3 separate regions of the Mus musculus genome follow, and regions 2 and 3 are each linked to region 1. The links are chromatin loops, found by intact Hi-C in ENCODE. Cell type or tissue: left cerebral cortex. All regions are shown on one strand.

Region 1 (8,000 bases):
AAATTAAAAAAAAAAAAAAAAAAAAAAAACAACGTAGCTTTCCAGACAATTCCCCAGACCTAGAAAAATGCCTCTGATATAACAGGTCTTTGTTATACTGTATATTCATTGACTGACCAACAAACCCTAGATATTTCACAGTTCTTTAAGCGTCTTTTGAATAGGAAAAGGGATTGCTAGCAGGTAGTTTTAAGCTTCAGAGATGTAGGGGAAAGTATCTCAGAGATCCGGCTCCATGCTGAACCTTGGCAATTTCCTGCTCAATTTCTCTAGACATTTGAGCAGACTGATTGACAAACCCCTTCTTTCCTCTCAAGTAAAAAGAGCTATAGCTGAAGAGGCCCAGAAAAAAAAAATGGTCCCACAGCCTGGCAGCATTATTGCCGTTTTAAGGAGCTGGGCTAGAGCCCCTCCCTCATCACCCAATGTTTAATGTACCGAAGTTAGTGCAAGTCACGTGAGAGCACGAAGTTCGCCACGCCTCAAAGAGGAGGGGTCTCGCCTTAGGGACCAATAGCCTAAGCCGTTTCAGGAACAGCCCTAATTCCAGACAGGGGAAAGGGGCGGGGCCAAGAATCAAAGCATCTGTAACAGCACTTCCGGAAAGTACGCCCCTCCCCTCCCCCCTCCCCGTTTATTTCGCTCGTACCGGGTGGGCTGAGCCAGCGGGTGCTGATTAAAGGCGCCGCCTGCCGCTTTCTCCTCGCCTCCCCCCCCCAACGCCCGTCTCCCCGCCCCCTTTCCGAGTAGCGGGACCAGCCTTGATGTAGGGACACCCCTTCCCCCCTCCTCTTCTATCGCCCTTATCCGGGAGCCCCGAGCGCCGCAATCCTCCTGCCTTCTCCCGCCCCCATCTTGCCCTCTTCACTCTGCTTCGAACCCATTGTATGCGGGGCAGCTGCGAACCGGGGCCGGAGACAGTGTGCCCAGTGTGCCCCGTCAGTGGGTCCCGCGGGCCGAGGCTCTCCCCCACCCGTGCTGCTCCAGGCAGAGGCGAGAGAGGCCCTTCCTCGCTGCGCTGGTGGCGGGGACCGGCGGGCCGCACCCCCAACCCCAGCGTGAGCCCCTAGTGTCCCTTCTTAGAGGGAAGAAAGCGGAGAGACCTGAGACAGAAAAAAAGCAGCTTCTAACTGCCCGGCCCGCTGATCATTTTTATTATCGAGATTATTATTAAAAGGGGGCGGGACCCCAGGATGCGGAGAAGGGGGCCAGAGACGCAGCTATTTCTATTAAACAGATTATTCTTGAAATAATACACGCAAGATGGCTGAAGGTGGCTGTGATGAGTGTTCGGGCTGGGGGGTGGTTTCTTCCTCTCCCCCCTTTTTTTTTCTTTTTTCTTTCTTTTTTTTTTCTTTTTTTTTTTTTTTTTTTTTGATCTAAGGATAAAGCTCTGAAGCGACAGCCGCAGCGGAGACCCTGCCCGGAGTGCCCGCCCTCCCCTCACTTGAGAAGCTGCGGGAGGACAAACGGACCCACGGACAGAGCGACGGGCGCGGGCCCGCCCCGGACGCGTCTCCCGGGCAGCGCTGGGGGCAGCAGGCGCTCGTCGTTCTGCCGACTTCTTCCAATTTTAATCTTTTTAAAAGATTTTTTTTTTTTTTTTGGAAAGGATCGGGATGGGTGGAGCAGAGGTAGAGAGAAATCAAGACTTGGCATTTTTCTCCTTCTCTCTCTCCTAATTTGTTGGAGACCACCAGCCCTCCCCTTGGAGGAAAAAAAAAATCCCACCAAAGGGAGGGTGGAAAAGCGAGCTACAGGACCCTCAAGCGCGCGCCCGGACCCCCAGTCCCCACCGCGGCCGCTGGGAGCTCAAGATGGCTGGGCGCTGAGGACGCACCCGGCCCGGCTGGCTCGGCCTGGCCCCGCCGCCGCCGCCGCAGGCTGGCTCCGACCGCAGCCCGGAGCCTTCCAGGCCGGAGCAGAGGCCGAGAAGAAAAGAAAGTGGGGGGGAGGGGTGGGGTGGGGGGGCGAAGGGGGAGGGCCGGGCGGGGGGAGGGGAGGGCCGGGAGCCGAGCCTCCTGTTCATTAGCAGTTGAGAAAAATTCCTTTCTAGTTTGATCAATCCTTGTTTTCCTCAGCGCAGGCGAGGCGCCCGCCCAGTGCGGGGACAGGGAGTGGGGTCTCTCCGCGGCGGGGGCGCCCTGCGCGGGGCCTCCAGGGAGCGCAGAAGTAGCGACGAGGGGGTCAGGCCGGAGCACCTCCCGGGCTTCTCCCTCCCTCCCTCCCTCCCTCCCTCCCTCCCTCCCTCTCTGGTTGCCTTTTTTTTTTTTTTTTTTTTTCCACTTCTCTCCCTCCCCCTTCCGTTTCTATTTGTGAAGGGAGGAGGAAGGCAGAGGCGGGCTGGTGTCTCTGGCCGGGGACTGGAATTTCATCTGAATGACTGCCCCAGCGCGCACGCAGCGCCCCGGAGTCGGCCCGCCCGCGCCCTGCCACCCGCAGCCGGCCGGCCAGCTGGGGGACGCCTGCGCCACGGCCCGGGGACCGCTGGCGCGCCTTGCTCGCCGGCTCCGGCTCTAGCCAGCCTCGGCGCGGCCGAACTAGCTTCCCGTGCCCCCTCGGACCTCGGCCGGGATCCAGGCGAGGAAGGCGCGGCTCGCACCAGCCAGAAGGTAGCCACTGTCGCCGCCAAAGGAAGAGTGCGGCTCCCCCGCTCGGTGCGCCGCGGGGCGCGCCCCGATGTCAGCCGCGGGGCCGAGCGCAGGCCGTGGGCCGCCGCTGCCCTAGCCGCGCTGCCCCGGAGGCGGCCTGTTATATGGAATTTGGACCACAGCGCTCTCCTCCAGGGCTGGTGCCCGGGCCGCGGCCCTGGCGCAGCCCGCCGCCTCCCGCTAGCCACTCGCCAGGAGGAGGAGACGCAGCCGGCGGCGCGCGCGGCGCGAGGACCCAGGCTCCCTCCTCTGGGGGGCGGGCACGCGGAAGGCGCTGGTGACTGAGCGACTGGCGCGGCCGGCGGGGACCGGAGCTCCGGGCTCGGTGGGTCCCCAGCTGTACCAGACGGATCCCCAGGGTTGGGGACTTAGAGAGGTCTACCCGGGCCCCCTGCCCGCAGCCGCCATGGCGGAGAATTGGAAGAACTGCTTTGAGGAGGAGCTCATCTGCCCCATCTGCCTGCACGTTTTCGTGGAACCGGTGCAGCTGCCATGCAAACATAACTTCTGCCGGGGCTGCATCGGCGAGGCTTGGGCCAAGGACAGTGGCCTTGTGCGCTGCCCGGAGTGCAACCAGGCCTACAATCAGAAGCCGGGCCTGGAGAAGAACCTGAAGCTCACCAACATCGTGGAGAAGTTCAACGCCCTGCACGTGGAGAAGCCGCCGACGGCACTGCACTGCGTGTTCTGTCGCCGCGGCCCCCCGCTGCCGGCACAGAAGGTCTGCCTGCGCTGCGAGGCTCCCTGCTGCCAGTCTCACGTGCAGACGCACCTGCAGCAGCCCTCCACCGCCCGCGGGCACCTCCTGGTGGAGGCGGACGACGTGCGGGCCTGGAGCTGCCCGCAGCACAACGCCTACCGCCTGTACCACTGCGAGGCCGAGCAGGTGGCTGTGTGCCAGTACTGCTGCTACTACAGCGGCGCGCATCAGGGACACTCGGTGTGTGACGTGGAGATACGGAGGAATGAGATACGGGCAAGTACACTGAACGCGTGCGAACACACGCACACGCACACACACACACACACACGACTTGGGAGCCACCCATCCGCACAAGCTGACTCTCGTGACATTAGCCTAGAGGCCCTCTTCCAAACTCTTCCGTAAAAGTTTGGGGGGCAAGGTCCTGGGGGAAAGGCCCTGGCTGCTGGATGCATTCTCGCACCTGCGCCCTTAAGATCTCTCCTTCAGTCATTTATGGAATTGGGGGGAGGCTGTTAGAAGTAGTTTGGAGTGTTGCTTTTCTGTTTTGCGCAGTTTCCCCCCCCCGCCCCCCGCATTGTTTCTGTAAGCTCTACGGGAAGTCACCAAGGCAGTGACCCCGGTCCTGCTTCTCCAGCTGCTGTTTATGTAATGAGTGTCCTGGTGCCGCTGCTGTGGCTGACATGATCCATGATGCTGGCATACCAATGAGGAAGTAAACAAAGCAGCCATGTTAGTTTTCAGCTCTACTGGAAACACTCTGGGGGTTGGGGGGAGCTTCCGGAGATAGAGAAGAACTCTGGCATCTAGCTGGGCAAGGCCTGGGTGTCCAGAGGAGTCCCCGACTGTCGGCTCTTCTAATCCGTCCTAGTAGACGCTCCCCAGGCTAAAGCTGCTCTCTCTATACTTGAATGCTGCCTGCGCCTGGCATGAACAAACCTTAAAGTATGTGACTTCTTCACCCTGGGCTCTTTCCTCCCAGCCCTGCCCTCTTACACGGCCCTCCCACATTTAGGGAGGGGACGGGGAAGACGGAAAAAGAGTCCTGTGGGTTTAAGGTTGAGCCGCGTTGAAATCTGGTTTCAGGCAGCTGGCTCCCCTGGGCTGCCGGCTGGGTGATTACGAACCGCACCCCCTCCCATTGTATACACCCTACTGCAGCAGCCAATGTCAAAACCGCCTTCCCCCTCTTAGGCCTCTGGGCCTGGCTAGGGAACTGGAGTGGGGCATACTTCCGTCCCTTTCACTGGAAGGGGGCTCCTCCCAGGTTCCTCTCGGGTCCCTTGCCACTCTGGGTTGAGTCACACCGGGAAGAAGGAGTCGAGCTAAGACTGAGCCATCTTGAAAGCTCTTGCTAGGGGTCTTAAGATAAGGGAGCTGGGCTGGGTTTGGTAGGAACTGGGAGTGTGTGTTTAGGGTGGGGGCCCCTGGAGGCCAACAAGGCTGCTGCAGTAGGAGGAAGCTGGGCCTGTCCAGAATGTAGATGCGGGCTGTTTCCTTGGTGGTTGTGGGGGCTGGACGGAGACAAGGAGGGGACCAATCTAAATGAGTCACTGTTTAGCAATTAAAAACCACACATATACAACCAACAAAAGGCAGAAGGGCCACCGCAGGCTGAGGGCGGGGATAACAAAATTTGCTGTATAATTAGTTTGCAATTGCATGGGCCAGCTCTGGGGTTTTGTGCCAGGAGAGGCCTCTGGTTTCTTAAAGGAAGTGTGGGGGTTGGAGAAGTGGAGTCACTCCTCCCAGCATCTGGGAAAGGCCAAGTCCTGGGGAAGTGGAGGAGCCCTGTGGTCCTCCTCTCCTGACTCCGGTTAGGCAGAGCCCACACTTTACCCAGGGTTGAGGCTGCTGCTATTAATAAAGACTGTAGGGGTGGAGGCTGGGAAAGTGCAGGGAAAGACTGGAGAAAAGACGGCTGTCCAAGTCTCTGTCCTGGGGTTGGCTGTAGAAAGTGGGTAGAAGGGAAGAGAAGAAGATAGGACTGAATGTAGAGGATGTGGTATACCCCATGTGTCTGCACCCCTTAAGTGCTAGGGATGCCTTGGGGTAGGGATGAAAACTTAACACCTGGCTTGGTATTAGGAGGACATCCTAATATGTGTGCCTACATTTACCCTCAAATGGGTATGTCTTACTTTAAGATCGGGAGGAAAGGGTGACATTTGCTTGTAGAGTGGACCTGGGGGTTCCTTTCATCAGACACTTTACTCTGTCAGCAGCTCCGTGGTGTGTGTCTGTTGTGTGTGCTTATGGAACACACGCACACTCACGCACGCGTGTGCATGTTTGCATGTGCTCTTATGCCTATGGGGCAAGCTCAGAAAGAGCGAGTTGCATTAGGGCCAGATGTGCAATTCTGTGAGCTCAGCATCTGTGCCCCAGGCTTATCTTCCTCCAGGTTCCTCACGTCCATTTTCTCTGGTGCCCCAGGCTTGAAAACCCTTCAGTAGCCCCTTATCACTCAAGTAGAAGTCTGACTTATTGAATGCAGAGGTAGAGCTCCCACCCTGGGGGAGGAGCTGAGCCGTGAGGAAAAGCTGACTAGAAAACCCTGCCTTCTCTTGAGGCTATCCAGGAGGACAGGGCTTTGCCTCAGCTGGTTTCCTCATGCTGGAGGGAGTCTCCCTGAAAGGGTCTTGTGCTAGTGCTGTGGAAAAGGGCACCAGAATTTTCCAAGGTATAAGAGCAAAAGCACAGAAATAACCTTATGTCCTGCCTCTTGTTTCTCACCTGCCCTCACAGTGGGTTAGGGTCTGGCTCAGTTGGCTGGAAACAGTTAACGCTGCTGCTGAGTGTTTTGAGTTGCTGGGTGTGGTGACCCACAATTTTAATCCCATCTCTGAGGAGGCAGATGCAGGCAGATCTCTGAGTTCAAGGCCAGTCAGGATTACATAGTGAGACCTTGTCTCTGAAAAACAAGAATAGCGACAACAAGAGACCCAATACCACCATCAACACCAACAACCCCTCTCCCCCACCCCACCCTGCTTAACCCTTCCAGTAGCTCTGTCTCCAAATACTCACAAGTACCCACTCTTGTGTACTTGAGCCCGTGGCTTGGGTGGGGCATCAGGAAGGGGTGGCACTCAAGAGTTAGGCCCGTGCAGGCCAGGACATTGCCCCATTCTGCCTTTGAGAGGACTGGGTGCCAAGCAGATGGGGCCTTGAGCTCACTCACTGGGACATACCTGTGCCCTTGGAGGGTTTTTCCTTTGGGTGGTGGGCCCAGGCATGAGACATCTGGTGGGCTCAGGCCTAGCAATCCTGACTGTCAGACAAGATCCCTTCAAGCCTCTAAGTTGAAGGGTTCATCTTAGTCATGGGGAGGCTGATGGGAGTTGGGAGCACTCTTATGAACTCTCCCAACATAGAAAGGACCCAGGAGAAGTCCCGGTCATGCAGCGAAGGGCTTTGCAGATGTGCACACTGGAACTTACATGGCTTTTGTGCTTCTGGGTCATGTCTAGGACCCCGGAAGCAGGCTGGAGATATTGGCCTGAACCACGTGCTTTACCCCCACCCTCTTGTGGAAAAGAGGTGTTTTCTGAGAACACAGTCCCACTGCTGAGAGTTGTAGTTGCTTAGAGTGAGAGTACCCGATACCTGTGTGGGATGGGGTGGGGTGGGGTGGGGATACACAAAAGCCCTGTAGAGAGTCCGTCCGGGTGTAAGAGGGGAGGCCTAGAGGTCTCTGCTGAGCTGGGGCTGGGGTTACAGGCTGATTCAGGAAGTTCAGACCCACACTCTTCCCTCTGCCAAAAGCAGAGTGGGGAAGCTCTGTGTGCGGGGAAGAGGGTAGTGTGAGCTCTGTCCTTTCCTTGATCATCTGAGTCCTTAGAGAAGGAAGCCTGCTTTGGCTTCCTCTCTGGGACCTAAGAGAAGCCTCAGGCAGAGATCCAGTCCCCCTGCCTCTACCCCAGGATCCTGCTGACAGCCAGGAGCCTGTCATCCACTCCCACTGTTCTACCTGCCAGCAGTTATGGACTCAGGGTGTCTGTCTGTCTGTCTGTCTGTCTGTCTGTCTGTCTATTGTAACTAATTTTATTTTTTTCTCACATGAGTATCTCCAAGAAAGGATGTGTGCACGACTGACTTAATTGGCACTACTTTCCTGTGTGGCTGTGGAGTGAAGGAGAGAGCATGCTCATGTGTTTATGTCTGTGAGAGAAGAGTGGGTGTCAGGTGAGATGGGAGTGGGGTACAGGGCAGGCTGTTTGGGCCTCGCTGGTTACCCCCGCAAACTGAATTTCCTGTCCTTGATTTTGTTCAGACTACCACTTGCTAAGTGCTTGAACAGGTAATAGGTGGGCTGTGAGCCTGCCAGGGGCCTTAGGACTTCCTCACCTGGGGCTCTTCGGGAAGGGAGAGAAGGTTGGGATTCATGTAAGGTAAGCTGTTGCCTGTGGTGGGTGTTGGAGTTAGGACAGAGCCCCAGTGGGTGCTGCAGAGCTGGGGCGTCAGGAGAGTCTGGGTGGGCAGCCCCACTTGGGCCTCTGCCCTGGGCTGAGCTAGCAGGCCTGGCCAGCTCATCCCTGGCTCTGGGAAAACCTTCCTCCCTGGCCGGCCTGGCATTCAAACCCAGACAAAGGGGGGCTTTCTCTCTCGCCTCTTTGTTCTGCTGCCCCAGAGGCTGCTCTGTG
Region 2 (8,000 bases), 70 kb after region 1:
AACAAATATCACCTGGGTGACTCTTACACATTACCAAATCCAGCTGCAGCATGAGGTACAACCTTGGCTATCTCTGGAACATAGCTTCTTTGTGCTCCCAGAAAACAATTCCCAGAAGATTTCACCTTAGTGATGCTGGTCTCTTCTTAATCACTGCTAATTTCTTAGCTCCAGCTAACCAGCTTCAATTGTCCCAGTAGTTCCTTCCATTCTTAACTCTAGAGCCAGAGCCACATGGCTGAAGCTGCCGAGTTCTGCTGATTGCAGGAACTAGAACATGATCCCCTTGTACTATTATATTATCACTGGCTTTATGTTTTCCAAATCCTTCACTGCCTAAGCTTGGCTGTCCTGGATCTTGCTCTGCAGATTGACCTTGAATGCAGATATCAGCATGCCTGTCTCCTGGGATTAAAGATGAGTACCACCATGCCTGGATCTAAATTTAGCTGGGGAGGATCTTGCCCCAAGGTCCTACTCCCTTAATCTGTCATCTCCTAGAACACAAGATTTTGCTCCATTTCACTTCCTGGTACCTCTTTAATACTCGAACCATATAATTTATATTTTTCCTTTCTAAGCTTGCTATGCTTGTTCAAACTTCTCTTCATGAGACTTAACCAGAGAACAAAGTCTCTGCTGGGCTTTTTTGAACCTTCCTTTGACAATGAAAATAATCTGAGTCTCTTCACCTTAGTCTCAGACAGACTTTTCAGACAAGGGCAAAAAGTAGCCACATTCTTCACCAAAATACCACAAAAACAATCTTTATGCCACATACTGAAATTCTTTTCCTTTGAAATCTCTTGGGCCAGGTCAACACAGTTCAAATTACTTCCAGCAACAAAGTCTTCCATATTCCAACTAGGATGACCCATTAATCCCCATTTAAATCATTCCACTATTTTCCAAATCCAAAGTCCCAAAATCCACATTCTTTCAAATAAAAGCATGGTCAGGCCTATCACAGCCAATACCCCAGTCCCTGGTACCAACTTGTCTTAGTCAGGGTTTCTATTCCTGCACAAATATCATGACCAAGAAGCAAGTTGGGGAGGAAAGGGTTTATTCGGCTTACACTTCCATACTGCTGTACATCACCAAGGACTGGAACTCAAGCAGGTCAGGAAGCAGGAGCTGATGCAGAGGCCATGGAGGGATGTTCCTTACTGGCTTGCTTCCCCTGGCTTGCTCAGCCTGCTCTCTTATAGAACCAAGACTACCAGCCCAAAGATGGTCCCACCCACAAGGGGCCTTTCCCCCTTGATCACTAATTGAGAAAATGCCTTACAGCTGGATCTCGTGGAGGCATTTCCTCAACTGAAGCTCCTTTCTCTGTGATAACTCCAGCCTGTGTCAAGTTGACACAGAACTAGCCAGTACAGTGAATATACATACATACATATATATATATATATACATATATATACACATATATACATATATATTTATGTATATTAAACTCTGTTTTGAGCATCAAATACCGTGACTACTGTAGTGGTATCCAACTCTCTTGTATAAATATGGTCAATTTGTTATCTACTTAAATACAGTGCCAATTTGCACCTAGAAACATGAGCAGTGGTTCATTTACTGTGACTTAGTTATAAATTAAGCAATAATAAAATTATGTACTGTACTCAATTGATAAACTGAAGAAAGTTAGTTAACTCTCACATTTCTCATTTATAACTAGTTATTTCCTCTTGGTTTGGCATGTGGTTCTTTCTTTTAAGGGGGTGGCTGTTGGGGCAGGATCTCCCTCCCTCTGGCTGAGGCTGACCTGGAACTAACTGTAGCCCAGGTTGGCTCTTAACTCTTAGTGATCCTCTTAATTTCGCATTGAGAAGACTGGGATTGCAGGCATGAGCCACCACACACAGCCTGGCAAGGCTTTTAAATTGCGGTTCTAATTATTTTCATTAATTTAAAAACTACCCACTTATTATGAGACAGAGTCTTATGTAGCCCAGGCTGGTCTTGAATTCCTGCTCCTCCTCCTTCTACTTCCCAAGTGCTGAGGTTACAGGGTTACAGGGCTCCTTTCTCAAATCCACTTATTTTCTGTGTAAATATTTATATCTGTACTCATTTGTTAAGATAAACTTAGCCTTTAAATGGGCAGCTCATGTATAAATAATAAAAAGAAAACACTAGTTAAAATCTGTTTAGCCCGAGGTTAGGCAGAGCTGTAAATGTAACAAGTGTGAAGTGTGATTGACAACCTCAGATTAAATAATTCTACTTAACAATTTGACACTGTGAATTTTTGTTTTTTTGTCAAAATTCACTTGCTCAATAGTATGACCAAAGAAGATGTGTAGTTTCCCCCCTGCCTGTCTGTCTATTTTCTTCTTTAGTTGAGAACATGTCTCATTTATCCCAGACTGGCCTGGAAATCAATACGTAGCCCTTGCACTTCTTCTGATCCCCCTGCCTCCATCTTGAGCTGGGATTGTAGGCAAGTACTAGTACATTCAGTTCTATGCAGGATTTAGTGCTTGCTAAGCAAACCTCTACTCACTGAGCTATACCCCTAGCCCTAGGCTTTGCTTCTTTTTTTTTTTTTTTTTTTTTTAAAGATTTATTTATTTATTATATGTAAGTACACTGTAGTTGTCTTCAGATACACCAGAAGAGGGCATCAGATCTCATTATGGGTGGTTGTGAGCCACCATGTGGTTGCTGGGATTTGAACTTCAGACCTTCAGAAGAGCAGTCGGGTGCTCTTACCCACTGAGCCATCTCACCAGCCCTAGGCTTTGCTTCTTAAGTCAACAGAAATGCCTCAATATTTTCACAAAAATATTGTGTGTGTGTGTGTGGGGGGGGCAACAGGAACCTGTTCGGAGCAGTTAGTAAGCCAACCAACCTGTTCTAAATGCCTTAATATCAAGTTTTCTTTGACTAGCTCTAAAAATATTCATTTCCCCATAACTTCATTTTTACTCTCCATCTACCGCGTACAGAATCAACAAGGGCAGAGAGATGTTCAGCAACGCTCAGTGTTCATTTGCCAGCATCCACGCGATGGTTCCCAGACATCCGTAACTCCAGTTCCAGGCAACCAAAGCTCTCTTCTGGCCTCTGCAGGCACCAGGCACACACGTGGAGCACAAACATACATTCAGGCTAAACACCCATACATATACATTAAATAAAATAACGATTTTAAAAAATCAACAAGGAACCGAGTGTTTCTGGTCAAAAATCTGTCACACATCATACACTTTGGAAAAGCCTTAATTAAGGTTAACGGAGACAAGGCTTGCTTCAAATTGATGCTCACTTTCTATTGTTCATTCTTTTTAGTTTGAGGTGAAGACCTTTGGTCCTCCTGTGGCCTCAGGCAAAAGGACACTGCAAATTTGAAGGAAAAGCTAGGACACGGGAGGTTAATTTGCTTCTATCTACATGGAATAAATACGGAGCAAAAAATCGCTCATCAACAACCATTATTTCTTCGCAGAACTTTCAGCGATTAAGTTGGGACTGCAGGAGCGCACCCACCACAGAGACATCCATTCCCAGCGGTACCTCTTATTGTCCTGGGACTTACTCCCTACACACCTCTCACTCAGAGACGCGAGCATCTAGGAAAGCCAGGTTACAGCTCCCTGGTGCTGCCAGGGTGATCTCAAAGACAGTAGAGCCGCGCCTCTCCCACTTTTGGCTGGTTCTCAGATGAACCCCACAGTCCCGAGGCGCCGAGAGGTCGACTCTGCAGTAAGATCTGAGAGCTTGGTCTGATCTCCGCAGCTCTAGAGTCGCCTTCATCCCAGTCCCTAGAAAGATGATGGTGCCCAGGCTTCCCCGCTAGCCAAGCACTCCATGCCTCGAATCTATCGCAAACCCCTCTTTTCTCTCCAGGCCTAGGCCTCCCTCCAGGCCCACTTTAGGGGCTCCTCCTTCGCCCCTGAAACCGATCTAGAACCCCAAAGATCAAGGCGAGCCCCATCCCACGTCCTCCTCGGCTTTACGCGCAGCGCCCCGCCCTGGGACTGGTGAAAGGAGGGGGGGTGACTGGTCAGCTCTGGAGGGGCCAGGGCCCCCACACTCACCATCCTCAAGCCGAGTCCCTCCTCCTCCTCCTCCGCCTCCTCCTCCTGCCTCCCCCGTTACCAGGGGTAACTGCTGCGGCGCCGCCCCTGACGTCCCTCGCACGCACAGCGGAGGAACGGAGCAGCGGGATGGGGCGGGGTTCTGCTCCTCTCTACCCAAAGTGCGCAAGCGCGCCAAAGCGCCCGCCCATTGCGCAGGCGGTCTCGGGAGGGGCGGGAGGGCGGGGCGGGCTGGTGAGCGACCCAGCGGGAGGTGCAAAGCCGCCCACGTGGCTGGCCGGAGCCTGTGGCCTCTGATTGGTCGGAAGTGGGGGCGTAGGGCGAGGGGGTGGTTCCCGGGCCTAGCCGCGACACTTCAGTTCTGCTTTCCTGGTCAGCTTCGCCTGGTGGCAGTCGCGGGGTGCATCCCTCTGGGACCAGGTAAGAGTTCGCAAGTGCAGCCAAATGCACAGCTACTCCTAATCCCCGCGCCTCCGAAGGGAGCGTGGTTCTGCTCTGTTGCGGCTGCCAGGCGCTGCGTGCTGGACTTGCATCTGCAGAAGCCGCGTGGCCGGAGGGACCCACCAGGGCTCCAATGGATTCTTCCCTTCTGACCCCGGTTGTCTTCGGGTGCCAGGCTTTAGGGCTCAGGAGTTGCGGCTACGTCTCTATCTCCACATTCTTGTTAGAATCCAGGATAGGTGATTTGTACTGTGTTGGGGGAGGTCGCCTGAGAGAGGGCGAGAGATAGGGAGGTTGGGGACCGGTCCCTAGCATTGAGGTTAGCTGGCAGCGGGAGTGTTAGATTGTTTGGGATCTGCTGGATTTTGCTAAACCGGGTTAGACTGCAAGCGCTACCTCCCGCTCCTCTCACGCCCAGGGCCGACCACAGGACCTTTGTGGCATGTTGGTTCCCGACAACCTGCCTTCGTGGAAATTGCATTCTTCCTAGTGGAATGTTTTTTTTTATATGAGGTTTAATTTCCTTACAACCCTAGAAATCGGTTATTGTAGATGATAAGAGTCCGGACTTGAACTAACTTGTAAACTATTTTTTTTTTTTACTTGTAAACTATTTTATAGTGTTGCTTGTAAACACTGTGGCCCAGGTAGGAGTGCTGTTTGCCCCCGGGGACTGAACTCAGAATGCAGGGGTTTGTACAGGGTAGGCAAGCACTCTGCCACCGACCTACATACACTACACCCCACACCTCAGAGCTGTTTATACCTGTTAATAAGCAGAGAACTCTTCCAACAGCTCATAGTTTAGGTAGAAGTGGTATCTCTGGAAGTCTGTTGATGTGTGTTTACCTGTTATCTATCTTACAGGTCCATGTATGTCACGTACATAGAGAGCAATTCCTGTCGCAAAGAAAGGGTGACATATTATTATTATTATCAATAGTTTAATCTGGGGTTCAGGCGTTACCTCTTTCACCAACCTAGTTGCCATTACTTAAACAAAGGCAGATTTTTCCAGTATGGGTTTTCAGGTTTGTTGTCGTTGTTGTTTTGAGAGTCTTACTATGGAACTCTGGCTGGCCTGGAACAAAACTATGTAGACCATACTGGCCCTAAATTTGCACAGGACTGCCTCCTTCCTGGGTACTTCTGGGCACTGGGTACATAGTGCGAAGCTTTCAGGTCTTTTTTACAACCAAGTAAAGAACTTTCTATAAAACCTTTAAAACTATTTGCTTTACGTATATGAATGTTTTGTCTGCATGTATGTAAGTGCATCATCACATGTGTCTTTGGTACCCGGGAGCTGGAGTTATGGGTGGCTGTCAGTCACCAGGTGGGTGCTGAAAACTGAACCCAGGGATTCTTGCAGAGCAGCGATTGCTCTTTAAAGTGCTGAGCCATGGCTCCAGCCCCACAGTCAGAAACATCTGCTACCTGCCTACTTGTATCGGATCCTTGGAGGGAAAAGTCAATTCTGAATCTTGACTAAAGAAGTTCAAGGTGATCAGACAGAAGGTGGTGGCGCACGCCTTTGATCCCAGCCCTTGGGAGGCAGAGGCAGCTGGATCTCTGAGTTCGAGGCCAGCCTGGTCTACTAGGACAGCCAGGGCTACATGGAGAAACCCTGTCTCAAAAAAAGGAAAAGGAAGAATAAAAGAGGCACTAGGTGAGTTGTTAGATTAGAGACCCCTCCCCTTCCGTTTATCTACTAATCTACTGCTCTTCACACTGGGGCCCTTTTGTGGGAAAAGGCACATTCAGGGTTCCCTCAGGTAGCACGGTATCTGTTTTCACTGTTACCTTGGAGTCCCGATGAGTGTGTCTGTAAGCAGGAGCCTGGGCCTGCTGGTTTAATTATTACCGTCATTCTCCTGCTTGTTCTAGGCAACCTGACGGTAGTCTGCTATTTCAGTGGTCTTTGGTCTGCTCTTGCAGAGTTTTGAGCTGCCTGGACCTCCCCTGGCCAAGTGCCCACAGGGCAAATATTCTATGGGGGCAAGTACTCTTACCTCAGAACTGTGACTATGGGTCTGTTCTGAGCTTTGGTCCCACTTGCTGGAGGAGATGAGCTTTCTCTAGGGAAGATCACTCTTAGTCTGCTTCATTTGTTCTCTTCTCTCTCTCTTGTGCTCTGTCTCTCATAATTGATCTCGAGTTAAAAAAAAAGTGTGTGTGTGTGGTGATCCAGTACCTTGTGTATAGAGTGAAGATACGACCACTCCAGGTTATGGTTGAGGAGAAGATTTTACTGTAGATATGACCGGAAGTACACTTAGAAGCATCTGGGGGAGTCCAGAGCAGGGAGAGAGAGTAACACATTGAACATGGCCAGCAGAATAAACCAGGCCCTGGGAGGAAGACCAAAGAGGGGTCAAGAGAGCCCATGGCTGAAATGGCGCATGCGGGGGGTGGGGGAGGGGTGGGGGAGGGGTAGGGGTGGTGTTCTATAGGATTGAGAAGCTGGAGGAAGGGAAGCTGGTTTTCCTGAGCTGAGGAAGTTTAGGGTAGGGGTGGGGTAAGAAAAGCTGGGAGGAGTCACAGGTGAGTGAGGCTGAGGCCAGCAGACACTTCTGTGTGCCCAAGCTCCTGAGTGTCTTTTGGACTGACACCCCACGAGTGAGCGGGGTCAGAGGACTACTTGCAGGAGTCCCTTTCCTCCTTCCACCATGAAGTTCTAGCCAGTGAACAAGTTAGGCTGGGTGACAATTGCCCTTGTCCATCTACTCACCTTTCAGGCTCCCCCCCTCCCCCCCCCCCAGATAGATAGTTTCAATGTATCGCCCAGGTTTGTCTGAGCTTGTTTTAAAACAAGAAACATTTTACTTTATTTATTTGGTGGGTTGGTTGGTTTTGGTTTGTTTGAGACAGAGTCTCAATATGTAGCTTTGGCTGTCTTTGAACTCCCAGAGATGCACATGGCTCTGTCTCCCAAGTGCTGGGATTAAAAAGAGTGTGTGGGGTTTGCTCAGCCTCCTTTGACTTTTATATAAATGTTTGCCTGCCTCTATGTGCACTCCACTAGTGTCTGGTGGTCACAGAGGTCAAAAGGTGTTAGATTCCCCTGGAATTGGAGTCATGGATGATTGTGGGAACCACCCCGTGGATGCTGGGAACTGAAGTCTTGGGGTGGTCTGCAAGAGCTGTACCCCTGAGTGGTGGTATGAATGAGAGTGACCCCCATATGGGCTGGAGAGATGGCTCAGTGGTTAAGAGCACCGACTGCTCTTCCCGAGGTCCTGCGTTCAATTCCCAGCAACCACATGGTGGCTCACAACCATCTGTAATGGGATCTAATGCCCTCTTCTGGTGTGTCTGAAGAAAGCAATGGTGTACTCATATACTTAAAATAAATAAATAAATAATAAATAAATAAATAAATAAATCTTGAGAGAGAGAGAGAGAGAGAGAATGGCTCCCATAGACTCATATATTTGAATGCTTAGTTCTCTACACTGGTAGACTGTTTAGGAAGGATTAGGAGGTGTGGCTTTGTTG
Region 3 (8,000 bases), 51 kb before region 1:
TGACACATGTCTGTAGCCTCAACACTTGGAGATGAAAGTAGGAGGTTCAGAGTTTGAGGTCATCCTCGGCTGCATAGGGAATTGGGGGCCAGCCTGGGCACCTGTGGTTGCATGTGAACTGGTTAAAGCCACGCGTGCTGAGTGTTCATGACAAGAGACAGGTTTGGGGGTGACTTATACCACATGGGAATGTTCCCTAAGGGTTTGCTGCCATAGACATGTTCTGTTTGGGTTTTTGTTGTTGGCAGGTAGCCCAGGCTAGCCTCAACTCAGTTGTCCTCTTGCCTTCCCTCTTGATGCTGGGATTACACGCATGTGCTCCTCCTACTTCTGGTACTTTATTTTTAAGTAACGGGCCTTTGTGTTACTGTGCTGTCACAGAGGCACCCCCCCCCCCACTCCCCACCCCTGAGGCTGTACAGTCTGCTGAGGTGGGCAAGGAACTATCCTGACCTCCATTTACCTGAAGTCTCCAGAGATCCTCAGAAATCCTCAGTCTGCCTGTGGGAGACTGGCAGCGGATCTCCAGGGCTGGGGTTGCATGTTTCCTTTCTGTGCTGATTCACCAGCAGAGAAATCCTGGGTTGTTTTTCCAAGAAGGCTTCCCACTGTTCCCAGCTCCCTTACCCTCTGATGGTCCGCTGGCCCCACTGGAAAGCACCTCATTCTTGGCTTCTTGCTCATGCCCTTCCCCCGTGGGTAGTGGGGCTGGAGAAGCCCAGCAGACACTGCAAGTCTTTGGCCTTCCTAGGCCAAGTGAGTATGCACACCAGCAGCCTACCCTTTCCAGTGAAGTCAAACAGATTGGGCCATCCTGGACCATTTGGTGTTTGGGGAGTAGCTGTAGTTCTTTGCTTGTATTGGGAGTGGGTGCATCCGGCTGCTCTAGGAGGCCTGGGGAGTGAGGAGCCTTCCAACCTGGGCTTTGAGGTCTCAGGGCAGTCTCCAGGCCTGGATCCAAATGCTGAGGGTCCTCCTGTCTGTCTCTCCACAGAGAACACCTTCTGTAGCGGGGACCATGTGTCTTGGCACAGCCCTTTGGATAACAGTGAGTCAAGAATTCAGCACATGCTGCTGACGGAGGACCCACAGATGCAGCCTGTGCGGACACCCTTTGGGGTAGTGACTTTCCTCCAGGTGAGGTGCCATCAGAGGTCTCAGACAGTTTATCCTTGTGGGAAAAGTCCAGAACAGAGGGGAACGTGGAGGGGGAGAATAAAGGGCAGGAGACTCCCCTTGGTCTTCTTTTCCCTGTGGTGGGCTATCTGATTTCACACTGCAGGGCCAGAGGCAGGACAGACTTCCCAGCTGAAAGCCAGCTCCAGGCTTAAGTCCTATTTCCCCAGTGGGCGACTCTCCCCAGCTGCAGCTCATGCTTGCAGTTCTAACGAGGTCAAGGTGAAGAAGGTTAAGCTGGTGTCCTCAAGATTTACACAAAAGTGTCGCTATTGTGGGAACAGCTACCTGACCACCCCTGGCCTTAGGGACGACTTCCCCTGACTTAAGGCATAATCTGCCTGTTGTTTCTTCTGTAGCCAAGAGCTAGGTAGGCTCTGTGCCTGTCTGTGCACTCAGGAACCCCTTAGCTAGGCAAGCACCTCCTAAGGGAGCCATTACATTTTGGGGACACCAGCCTTGAAACAGACCCTACCTATGTGTCCCCTACTTAAGACACCCCTGAAAAAGCACAGATAGTTGGAGGGATGGACATTAAACCACAGTGGCTTCTTATCCTGGGCCACAGATTGTTGGTGTCTGCACTGAGGAGTTACATTCAGCCCAACAGTGGAACGGGCAGGGCATCCTGGAACTACTACGGACAGTGCCCATGTGAGTACATGTCCCCATAAGGTGGAGGCCTGGACCCTGGGTCTTCAGGGTGGCTGTCCTCCCTCCATCCCACCTGTAGAGTTCTTGCTTTGCTGTTTGGGGCACTCAGTTCTCTGTGGTCCCCGACCACTAACATTTCCCTTTATGATCTGGGCCTGGGACAGCAAAGGCTATGTCTGCCGATCAATGCAGGCCCCCAGTTACCACCGTCTCTCCTTGTCCACAGTGCTGGCGGTCCCTGGCTGATAACTGACATGCGGCGGGGAGAAACCATATTTGAGATCGATCCGCACCTGCAAGTATGTCTTGAGTGAGGAAAACCTTGCTAGCACACTCTTCCAAATACCACTGGCTTTCATCCTGACAGAGCGGAGGAGCTCTGTGTGTGAGCCAGTAGGATAAGGCATGGTCTGTCGCCTGAATTCTACAGCTCACATAGGAAAACAGAGATTTCAGCCCAGAAAAGCAAGCCTGACACATATATGTGTGCATTTAAAAAGAATGGACTTTATTATATGTAAGTTACATATCAACTTAAAGTTAGATCACCACCAACAAAGAAAGGTAATCATAAGGAATATTGCTTCTTTCCCTACTCCTCCATTTTACCACATTTTCAGGGAGCTGCCCTCCCCTGTATCAGACAGCAGCACAGGCTATGCTGACCCCACAGCCCATTGCAGGATGCTGATTGGTCTAATGATCCTGTCATTCTTCCTAACTCACTCCCCAGCCCTGCCCAGGTAGGTTGGCACTCTCTGATGTGTGGAAGAGTCGTTAGACCCTGCCAGTCTGCAGCTGACACTACTGTGACTGCTTGGGACAGTGTCAGTGTCACTTTGTGGTTTAGAATAGATGGTTGCTTGGCACACAGCTGCATTCTGGAAGCCCCGGAGCATTGCTGCATTTCTTGCACACCATGCAGGGGTAGAAGCACCAGAGCCCAGCTCCTTCTGCTCACCTCGCAGCAGAGGCAGGCCATGGACATCTCTGAACTTGACATGTTTCTGTAAGGCTCCCATGGGCCTGTAAGGCAGGCCATGGCAGCGACTAGGCACTTCAAATTGTACAGTGGCGTGTAGTTTGCAGACCTATGGGGTCTTTGCTACCAACCTGTGAGTTCTGGGGCACACAGCCTCTTCCTTTACACATGAGGCTCCTCCACTTTCTGGGTACCTTTAACCCTGAAATGGTCTCGATGATGCCAGGGGTATCTCTGCTTCGAACCTGCTTTCTGTGTGGCTTCTGCTTATGTAAGAACCATGGAGGCTTCATCCCCTAAGCCTTGTTCTGCAGCCATGCTGGGACACAGCATGGGGCTCTGTAGGCTCTTGTTTATCTCCTATACTCAGAAAAAAACTTGGTCCCCTGAATTAGTAGAGCAAGCAGACCCTTCCCCTGAGGGTCTCAGGGCAGCTGCTGGCAAGAAAACTCAGGTTCTCCCCAAGCAGCTCCAGCCCCTCTCCTCTGCTCTGCCGGAAACAGCTAGAGCTGTGTCCTGCCTGCTGCCTGCCTGCCTCATCCAGGCAGCAAAAGCAGCAGAAGAGAGAAGAACGGGTGGCTTATGGATAGGAGACCATCTGTGACCAAGGCATAGAACAATGCCCTTGTCTAGGAGCCCTGGAGAGGGACAGACTGGCACAGGGACATGGGGGCTCTGAGGAGTTTTTCACAGGAGGCTTATTTGGCCTGTATGGCTGTTTATGGACAAGGTTGCTAGCGTCTTCCAGATGACCTTTGAGCCAAAGCCCAGCACCACAGAATTAAGTTTTACCAGAAAATCCAGCGATGTTTTGAGTACAACTCTTCCTTGAGGCCATTTGGAGAAAGTTTAGACTGAAGCGTGCCAATGTCTACACAAAGGCAAGGCCTCTGGGGAAGTGTGCACCCGTCACTGCCCTTCAGACCCCGATTGCAGCCTAGGAAATGGAAACGAACCCCATCCAGAGCCCTCTGCCAAAGTTAGCTGGCATAGAGGCACAGGGAGCACTTCTGCTCTGGGGCGATGGCCCCCTCTAGCTGTTATAATGAAGAACTGCAGGTATGGGTTCCCAAGTCAGGGCGGGCTTCTACCCTAACTCCTGTAGGGGGTGAGGTGGGGTATGTATGATCATTGTTGGAGGATCAGGAAGAGGGGAAGCCTTCCACCTTTCCTTAGAGAAATAGGTCTTGTCTCCTCCATCAGCTCTGAGGGCCACAGCTGTCGGGGCTGAAAGATGCACAAAGGCCTTTGTGCTGGATGTTGGTGGGAAGGAAGTGTCCAAGGCTCATTCCTGCTGCCTCCCCTAACCCTGTTCCCAGAGGAGTCCAGGGGCTGGCAGGGGCCGTTATGCTTGTAACAGAACAAGGTCAATGAGACCCTGATCTCATAGCAGCTGTCCATGCTCAGCACCTACAAGGGCTAATACTGGAAGTGGAGTGGCTGGGCCAGGGTCAGTAACCTTGGGGCACATGAGTTCACTGAAGGCACTCTGACTCTTTGGTTCTTTTCAAGCAGGAGAGAGTTGACAAAGGCATTGAGACAGACGGTTCTAACCTGAGCGGCGTCAGTGCCAAGTGTGCCTGGGATGACCTCAGCCGGCCTCCGGAGGATGAAGAGGATAGCCGGAGCATCTGCCTCGGCACACAGCCTCGGAGGCTGTCTGGCAAAGGTTGAGACCTTCCCTTGCCTTGCTCCCTTCCTTCCAGGTTCCCCAGGACAAGTCTCTAACTAAATAGCAGCCCACTCTGATTATTTTCTGACAAATGAATTTTTCCAATGTGGGTGAACTATATATGAGCATTATTGGCCTGTTTGTAGCTATTTCCTGTGTGCATTTCAAACACACTAGTATACTCTGTGTGTACACTCTGCCCCTTGGAATCTGACCTCATGTATGTGAGTATGAACCATGGAATAGTTAACAGAAAATGTACACAGTCCACCCAAAGACACTACAGCGTATGTTCACCACCACAGAACTGACACAGACCCCAGCTCTGGCCTGAAGGCCATGCCAAGCCTGAGAACCTCTCTCCTTGAACCTTCCTGGGCTTTTAATGAGAGGGAGCGAGTGTGAAGCCCGACACTGGCCTCCTCTGCAGTCCCAGAGTCTGTGGCAAGTTAGCTCCCTCTGCCTCTGCCTTCTGGGTAAGCTCTCGGAGGAGGAGGAGGATGTGGCGTCCTGTTGGATGCTCCCATGCTGCTCTTGGCTCCAGAAGGACTTGTGGGGTTTTTTTTGTTTTGTTTAGTTTTGTTTTGCTAAGGCTGTCCCTGGCTAATGCCAAAGGAAAAGTGGCCATTTATATACATGTATGTTTAAGGCTTTCTGTCTCCTTCCTTTCTCAGTTCTTCTTTTTCATTTATCAAAGAATAAAATGCCTTTGGCCTTGAATAAAATACCTGACTTGGTTTACTTTGGAGACAGGGTCTCATGTAGCCTAGGCTGACCTCTAACTTTCTGTGAAGCTAAGGATGACCTTGAATTCCTGAGCTGCCTCCTCCTCCTCCTCCGCAACTTCAACTTCTAGTGCAAACATCTGAGCCCTTTTCTTTTCCTGTGTCAGGGGCTCACGTCCAGTTGCTTCTGACAGAGGAATGCCGTAGAGAGGCTGGCAGTCATGTCTATAGCTGCAGTCATCGCTGCTCTTTTACTTCTTGTTTACCTCGCAGACAGGCTCTCTTGCTCTCTGCAGCGTAAGCTGGCTTCTCATTTCCTGCCTCACACGCTCATGTGCTGGGATTACACACATGTACCACCATGCCCAGCATTGTTTGTTTTTTAATTATTGTAAAATGATTCACTGTACAGTACCAAGTCACACCGCAAAGTTGCTGGTCGTGCCTTCTCCACTAGTACTGCCGGCCCATCCATCTCTCCTTTTCTCCTTTCTTCCTTTATTGTGTGTAGCCCACCCAAGCTGATCTCAAGCTTGTTGAACTCGTATTTCAGCCGCCACTGCTGAGTGAGTGCTGGGCCTGCTGACGTGTGACCATGCCCTGCCTCTCACCAGTGCTGCCACCACTGTTCTAGGCTCTCTCAGGCTGGGAGCCCAGAGGGCCTTCCGGCAACTTTGTGATTTCATTGCAGACACAGAGCAGATCCGGGAGACCCTGAGGCGGGGACTGGAGATTAACAGCAAACCTGTCCTTCCACCAATCAATTCTCAGCGACAGAACGGCCTCACCCACGACAGGGCTCCGTAAGTGTCTGTGTTCTGGGGCTAGGACAAAAGGACGGTGTTTTTCTCGAGGGGCCATCCCTGAGGATTGCATGAGGGGAAGAGTGTACATGGTTCTTGTTGAATGGACCCCGAGTCTGTAGGTTTAAAGGCAGCCCTGATCCAGGCAGGGCACACGGATCTGTGGACTGTAGCAAAGGACCTCAAAGGGGACTCTGCAGACCATGAGTACAAACAGCAGTAAATATTTACATGGGCTGTGTGAACAGAAGAGAGTCCAGGTTGGGACAGAAATCTGACTGAGGGCCTGTGAGCCTTGTGGGAGCCCATTGTGCTAAGCCAGTCCCCTCCTTATCTCACTCTGGGTCAGAGTTGCCCTTCCTTCCTTCCTGGAGCCTGGGCTCTGGCTGATAGCTACAACCCCAGGGACCTCCTTGTCTGGCTAGCCCTGAGTTGCATGCCTGCTGCTGAGGCCCTTCTTCCTGCCTGCCTTTCCTGGGGCCCAGAGAGGGGAAGGCAAGTCCTTTGCAGGCCTCTGCTGCCTGTCTAAGGGTCCTGTAGTCCTTAGGAGAAACCAGCCAACCCCGGAGGTCAGACCTGTCCTCCTCCCACCTCCTCCTTTGTTAGAAGGGAAGTGGTGGGCTGGGAACTCCCTTCTTGCACAGTATAATGGCCTAGGGTGCTGGCCACTCAGAGCTGGGACCTCGCCTGCCTGGGTGGAAATTGCTCGGGCTAGGGTGGAAAAGGAGTTGGACTAATCCTACAAGACTAGGGTGATCCACCTACCCTCTACGAAGTCTGTGTGGCAACCTCAAGCCCTGGGGCCATTTGGGATGCACAGGGCCTTCCTTTGGGGGAAACAATAAACCAGTCATGGTATGTGCAATCTGACTGCATATACAGTTTGTTGAAAAATGACCATGGGTTTGGAATCAGGCTGCGGTTGCTGATTCATGATCCTGGAAAGATCAGTGATGCAGCGCACGATGGCAAACACAGTATGTGGAATAGGCAGCATGTGTGGAGAGAGAGGACCCGGACTGTGTGGCGAGGCCTGCAGCTAGCGTGGGAAGCTGCTACAGGGACTTGGGAGCAGAGGCCTGGCTGGTCAGCATTGAGGATGCGCCCTGGGAGCTGCTTAGGGTACCCACAGGGTTACTCTGGGCTTGCTTCCGGCCACTGTTGTTTGCCTGGTGTACCTGCCATCCAGAGGCAGGAAAACCTGAGCTCTCTAACAGCGTGGGGAGGCCTCCAGTGCTACCCAGCGCCTTTAGCTGCAGCCAATGACTTTCTTAAGTTGCTTGGATTTTGCTCTGGCAGTAGCAGATAGCCAAGCTGTGTCATGGGGCATCTGGAAGCTTTCCACCTGCAGCCTGGACCCTGACCCAGAGCTGTGCTCCTCCCTAGGCCCCAAGTATGAATTCTTATACCGACTTCCTTGGCACTGGTGGTAGGCCAGTAATGGGCTTGTAGCCTCCAGTAGTTCTCATGGAATGTGGAGCCAGTCACCTTCCAAATGGCCCTCCCACCTCTCAAAGAAGGCCAGGGCTTCTGACAGAGAGCTTTCGGGGAGCCCCTTGTTGGCCTTCTTTGACCTGAGACATGCCTGATATCTCATTCTCTGTCTTGTTTATGTGTCTGACTATTGTGTCCCTAGACACTGCATGGGGCACAGGCTGGACTCTCAGTTCCTGTAGACACCACAACTGGGCAGTAAGGAAGTGGTGGGCTGGGCACTTGGCAGAAGACTGTCCCCTTTGTCCCCACTCTTTGCTCTGCATTGGCTGGTATAAAGACATGAGTGAGAATAGGTCTGGAGTCATCTGCTCTCCCTGCAGCTCAAGGTCCCCAAGGAGCTGAAATCTGACATCCGGAGGGGTGACAATGTCTCCCTCTGAGGTTCTTGGTCCTGTTTGCCAACTTAACAAGCAGCTGAGCAGTGGTTTCTCCTCCTCACTCCCCGGCTAGGACCACCCCAGCGTGCTCTCAGAGCTCCCAGAGTCTCGCTC

The links. Hi-C counts contacts between places; a loop is a spot of excess contacts. Peaks named below come from ENCODE experiments on the same cell type or tissue, not always from the same donor. Only the 100,000 strongest peaks of a DNase experiment are listed, where the experiment ranks them.
Region 2: a loop joins it to region 1, with 4 times the contacts of the local background. A loop is called at or near these places in 8 of 42 quality-filtered maps.
Region 3: a loop joins it to region 1, with 2.1 times the contacts of the local background. A loop is called at or near these places in 12 of 42 quality-filtered maps.

The regions. Positions count from the first base shown.
Region 1 is chr19:46,499,387-46,507,386 of GRCm38, forward strand. Trim8 (tripartite motif-containing 8) reads left to right here and starts at 2,262. Exons shown (of 6, transcript NM_053100.2): 1 at 2,262-3,627. The coding sequence starts at 3,058. In left cerebral cortex, CTCF peaks have their summits at 1,779, 3,486, 4,789, 7,979 and 1 weaker place; DNase peaks (open chromatin) are centred at 530, 1,482, 2,120, 2,342 and 7 more places; H3K4me3 peaks cover 7,615 bases; H3K27ac peaks cover 6,377 bases.
Region 2 is chr19:46,568,979-46,576,978 of GRCm38, forward strand. Arl3 (ADP-ribosylation factor-like 3) reads right to left here and starts at 4,204. Exons shown (of 6, transcript NM_019718.3): 1 at 4,062-4,204. The coding sequence starts at 4,064. Sfxn2 (sideroflexin 2) reads left to right here and starts at 4,387. Exons shown (of 12, transcript NM_053196.3): 1 at 4,387-4,481. In left cerebral cortex, a CTCF peak has its summit at 4,439; DNase peaks (open chromatin) are centred at 3,073 and 4,293; H3K4me3 peaks cover 2,324 bases; H3K27ac peaks cover 1,400 bases.
Region 3 is chr19:46,448,835-46,456,834 of GRCm38, forward strand. It overlaps Sufu (SUFU negative regulator of hedgehog signaling), which reads left to right. Exons shown (of 12, transcript NM_001025391.2): 4 at 995-1,137; 5 at 1,745-1,830; 6 at 2,057-2,129; 7 at 4,328-4,481; 8 at 5,901-6,012. Among named protein-coding and RNA genes, the nearest start is that of Trim8, 49 kb to the right of the region's middle. In left cerebral cortex, a CTCF peak has its summit at 3,849; DNase peaks (open chromatin) are centred at 3,464, 3,826, 6,446 and 7,735; H3K27ac peaks cover 2,166 bases.